2 separate regions of the Homo sapiens genome follow, and region 1 is linked to region 2. A link is an interaction called in ENCODE POLR2A ChIA-PET data of the cell type or tissue named here. Cell type or tissue: Panc1. All regions are shown on one strand.

Region 1 (2,500 bases), 100 kb before region 2:
AGTGGACCCTGGAGAGAGGACCCAGGGCTGGTCTAGGGATGCAGCCTCACCCCAAGACACCATGGCAGCCCACAGAGAGCCATCCATGCATCACCAGTTCTCCAACAGGCGGCTCATGCCCTTAGAGTACACATCCCCAGCATCTGTGCATCACAACACTCGGTCCGGTGGTGGCTCTGCTCCTACACACACCAGGTACACTAAACCCAGATCCCAACCCCTGGGTTGTCCCAGGATGCTGGTCCCCCCAATCACCTGGGCATGCCACTTCCCTCACCACCCCGTCCCCACCCCCTACAGCAGCTACCACCACTACCTGCCCCATCCTGTGAGCAGGAAGTCAGCCATGCAGGTGTTCGGCCTGCAGAAGGTAGATTAGAAATGGGGAAACTGAGGCATGGAGCGAAGTGGTCACCCCAGGGCCCACAGAGAAAATGTGGGGCAAGCCAGGGCCAGAGCCCTTCTTCCTCCCTTCCCTTCTCCACCTCCTCCAACTCTGGATTCAGCAGGCTGGAAAAATGGAGCTGTCCGTTTAAGAGGAGCTGTCTAGACCCATGGAAGGCAGGCTGGCAGGTTGCGGTCTGGGGCCCTGTCTGGGTCTGCCAGGCTCATCAGCCAGCCTTCCTCCTGGATCTTCCCTAGCTGGCATCTGTGGCAAACAGCAGAGCAGCACTGAATCAGCCAGACAACCAGAGGCACAGATCTCAGTCTGGGATGCTGCCTGGAGTCCAAGACACCAGTTGGGCATTTTAGCTGGGAAACTAGAGGGAAAGAAGGATCCTCAGAGACCACCTCTTTGTGTCTCAGAGGTTGGGATTTGAGGTCCAGCCGGGGCCTATCCTGCTCCATAACCTGCAGGGACCCTGCAGCTGTGACCCACGGCCTCCCCTGCCTGGCCCAACTTCCTGTGCTTGGGACCCACGCACAGAGCATATCACCTATGGATTGGAGAAGGCCCACATGGGGTCTAGAGGCCCCTCCTGGCTGTGGCTGCCCCATCAGCTCTCAAAATGTCCTCTAAAGAGACCCTCTGGGCCAGATGCAGTGGCTCACGCCTATAATCCCAGCACTTTGGGAGGCTGAGGCAGGCAGATCACCTGAAGTCGGGAATTCGAGACCAGCCTGACCAACATGGAGAAACCCCTTCCCTGCTAAAAATACAAAATTAGCTGGGCGTGGTGGCACATGCCTGCAATCCCAGCTACTCAGGAGGCTGAGGCAGGAGAATTGCTTGAACCCGGGAGGCGGAGGTTGCGGTGAGCTGACCTCGCACCACTGCGCCCCAGCCCGGGCAACAAGAGCAAAACTCCGTCTCAAAACAAAGAGACCCTCTGAAAGAGTATTCAGCCCCACACCAGTCCTGTGGGAGTAGACAGGAGGAGAAAGTGGAGGAGTGAGGCAGGAAGGCCAGGGCAGGTCTATGCAGGCGGTGGGGTGAGGGATGGGTAGGAGAGGAGGCTGGAGGCCTGAATCTTGGCAGGAGTGGTGGGGAGAGAGAAGGGATGACTAGGTGAGCTGGGGGAGAGAGGAGGACGGAAGAGTGCTGGGGGGTTCCAGAGCTTCTGGCCCCAGTGCCTGGGAAGATGGTCATGGAGGTGCCCTATACTGAGCTGGGGCATGGGTGGTGAGGCTGGCTTCAGGGTGGCATGCCTTTGAGACATCTGAGAGAGAGGTCCGCCCCCAAGGGAAGGATCCATACCTGTCCGCAAACAGATGCTGGCCGCAGCTTAGGAAAACCAAGGGATAGGTGGGAAGGCAGAGGATCTGAAGGGAACACTGGGGGACAGGGGAATTTGAGGGGTCATAAGAAGAGCAAACCCCCCCACCATAAGACGAAAGACCCCAAAGAATCCCACTGACAAGTCCTAACCCCAGAGAAGGCAGTGTCACAGCACAACACTACCTCAAGGGAACTGGTCTAAGGGTTCTGGGATTCACTTACCACTTCCCTGAGGGCTCCCATGTCCCTCCCCTCTACTTATCCAAAGGGTCCTCCAAGGCTGAGTGGCTCACACCTGTAATCCCAGCACTTTGGGAGGATCGCTTGAGCCCAGGAGTTTGAGACCAGTCTGGGCAACATAGTGAGACCCCATTTCTACAAAACATTTTTTTTTTAATTAGCTGAGCATAGTGGTGCCTGTCTATAGCCCCAGCTCCTCAGGAGGCTGAAGTGGGAGGATTCCTTGAGGAGGCAGATGTTACACTGAACTGAGATCACGCCACTGCACTCCAGCCTGGGTGACAGGGTGAGACCCTGTCTCAAAAAATAAATAAGCAAAAAAAGAAGGGGGCCACCCGCCACTGGACTGTTGGCCCATGGCCGCCTGTGGGGAGAATCCAGCCAGCCTTAGGGAGGAGATGGAGAGACAGGAACGGGCATAAGCAGCATCTGGCTGGCTGGGGTGGTGCCTCGAGATGGGAGACCCAACGGGCTCACTCAACTCTCTCTTCACCACTCACAGGACCTGGGCCTTGAGAGGACCCTCCTTCCTGATATCCT
Region 2 (2,500 bases):
ATTGGTCTGAATACTGGTTAGAATATAAATATGTTCTAATCCTGGTTTTACTATTAGGTAACTGAAACTTTAGGTGCATTATTTGATACCTCTTCCTAATCTTCAAAGATATTAGACTAATTCTCATAGATTCTATGATTTTATGATTAACGGAGTATGAGATCCTTTTTAAAATCCAGATGGCAAGGGCAAGCAGAGCAGATGTTGCCTGACACTTACAGGAGAACGCCCTGGATAAGAGTGCCTTAATCACACGGACTGGGTCTCACTTGTGTGGGAATACCATGGGTCCCATAAGGACTGAACTGGACTAGAAATGAGAACACCCTGGATATGAGTGCCTTAATCACATGGGGTGGGTCTCACTTGTGTTGGAATACCATGGGTACAATAAGGACTGAACTGAACTAGAAATGAGGATAATGATACCTTCCCCACTTTCTTGAAGGAATGGAATAAGCTAAGTTGAAATATCTTTGAAAATCTATATAGCATTATCTCTATAGATGCTATTTTTAATCAAGGAGAAGGTGTTTAGATATAATTCTTCCATGGCAAATTATAAATATACCATCTTTAATGTACTGGATACTTATCTTTGCGTTGTTTTTTTCAGTGGTGATAATGGCTTTGCATTGAATCATTTATAGTCTTTCCACCAGTTCTTCTCGGGATAAATAGCATACATTTGAAAGATCGGTAATTTTGAGAAGGCTGCATGAGACCATGAAACAAAGCAAAGCTGACTAGCCTAAGCTGAACTCCAGTCCATGACTCATCACTAGTTTGTCTAATCATTTAGGATAGCAAACTAAGCATAGGCTTATGTATGACAGGAATGCAAAATCCCAGGTTGAATTTTTGGGCCCCAAATTTCATGAAGTATCAATGTGATAAATCTTTCTCTTTACCACTTCCTCCCCGCTAAAACAATTGCAGAAGTATGCATTGGGCCTAGCAGCAGTACGTGTGGCTGAATTAGGGGTATTGAGTTGACTAGAAGCTCAATGTGAGTCAACAGTGTGTGTGGCTGCCAAAAAAAGCTGATATAATCTTAGGTTGCATTATGAGAAGTATAGTGTGCAGAACACAAGGAAGATGACTATCTCATTCTGTTCTGTGCTGACCAGAGCACACCTGAAATTAATCTAGCTCTGGGATAGCTACACGACATATAGATCATCTTGAATATGCAGAAAAGAGAGATCTAACAGCAACAACAACAACAAAATGTTAAAGGCACTTGGAACATATATTTAGCAAAACAAGGCAAACAAACTCAGGAAGGATATTGTCACTTCATTCAGATTTCTGAAGGGGCCACATATAAGAGGTTTTTATTTGTTCCACATGTCCCTAAGGAGAGGAGCTGGAGTCAATGGATAGAAACTAAGGGAGGAGGCCAGGCGTGCTAGCTCACGCCTGTAATCCCAGCACTTTGGGAGGCCGAGGCGGGTAGATCATGAGGTCAGGAGTTCAAGACCAACCTGGCCAACATGGTGAAACCCCGTCACTACTAAAAATACAAAAATTAGCTGGGCATGTTGGCATGTGCCTGTAATCCCAGCTACTTGGGAGGCTGAGGCGGGAGAATTGCTTGAGCCAGGACCCGGGAGGCAGAGGTAGCAGTGAGTAGCAGTGGGCTGAGATCGTGCCACTGCACTCCAGCCTGGGCTACAGAGCAAGACTCTGTCTCAAGAAACTTAGGGAGGATATTTCAGGCCAATACAGTTATTTTCATTGGGTGATATAAAAAAAAATGAAATAGGCAGTCTCTGCAAGTGATGAGTTCTCATTCAGGGTGTTCAGGTACGGTCCAGATGACCACTTGGTGGGAGTGTTGTAGAAGATAGTCAGTCATCAGATGGGTAGTTGAATTACAGTCTGTGATTTCTGTATATTGCTGTAATATGAACCAAGAAAACCTTAGGGATGTCAAATCCAAAGAACCATAAATAAGCCAAAGAACGATACAAGACAGCCTGGTATTTGATGAAGTAAAAGTCAGTAACTGTGAGTTTACTGAAGAGCCAGATGATGGGAAGATTTTATTATTAACTTTTTTAAAAGTATGTTTGGTTGGATTTGGTTTAAAGGAAACACTTTATTGCAAGAGTATTTGGACCCTAGTTTCTGGAACCTAATGGTGAAAAGAGTTCTGGTCCCAGAATCTGGGGATGAAACAACTACCTCATGGTTGCAAAGAGCAATTTCAAATTGGAAGTGGTTGTATCTGGAGAATCGTAAGGGGACAAAAATCGATGGGGGTTAAGAGGTCAAATAGGTACACAGCCCGGGGCGAAACAAGTGTGTAGAAAGAATTATGTATTTGTTAAGTTAGGCCAAACAGACTTATGTTCTATACTTCACCATCTGCAGATAATTGGCATCTTAAAATACTTTATACTGAAGCTAAGTAGATTGTGTACTCTGAGAAGCTATAAGGTATACTAATGATTCATTGTGGAGGGCTTACAGTATTGTAATAACTTACCAGGTT

Evidence for each region. ChIA-PET counts read pairs that join two places held together with the same protein. Peaks named below come from ENCODE experiments on the same cell type or tissue, not always from the same donor. Only the 100,000 strongest peaks of a DNase experiment are listed, where the experiment ranks them.
Region 1: POLR2A ChIA-PET joins it to region 2 with 6 read pairs; 4 of 35 experiments call an interaction of 5 or more read pairs at or near these places.

Annotation. Positions count from the first base shown.
Region 1 is chr22:24,589,912-24,592,411 of GRCh38, reverse strand. It overlaps LRRC75B (leucine rich repeat containing 75B), which reads left to right. Exons shown (of 4, transcript NM_207644.3): 2 at 2,463-2,500. It also overlaps a transcript of GGT1 not described here. Among named protein-coding and RNA genes, the nearest start is that of LRRC75B, 1.9 kb to the left of the region's middle. RefSeq lists an enhancer at 1-912. In Panc1, no CTCF peak of the experiment used is centred here; no DNase peak of the experiment used is centred here; H3K4me3 peaks cover 109 bases.
Region 2 is chr22:24,485,127-24,487,626 of GRCh38, reverse strand. The region is part of intron 1 of ADORA2A-AS1 (ADORA2A antisense RNA 1); the gene reads left to right. Among named protein-coding and RNA genes, the nearest start is that of ADORA2A-AS1, 8.7 kb to the left of the region's middle. In Panc1, no CTCF peak of the experiment used is centred here; a DNase peak (open chromatin) is centred at 966.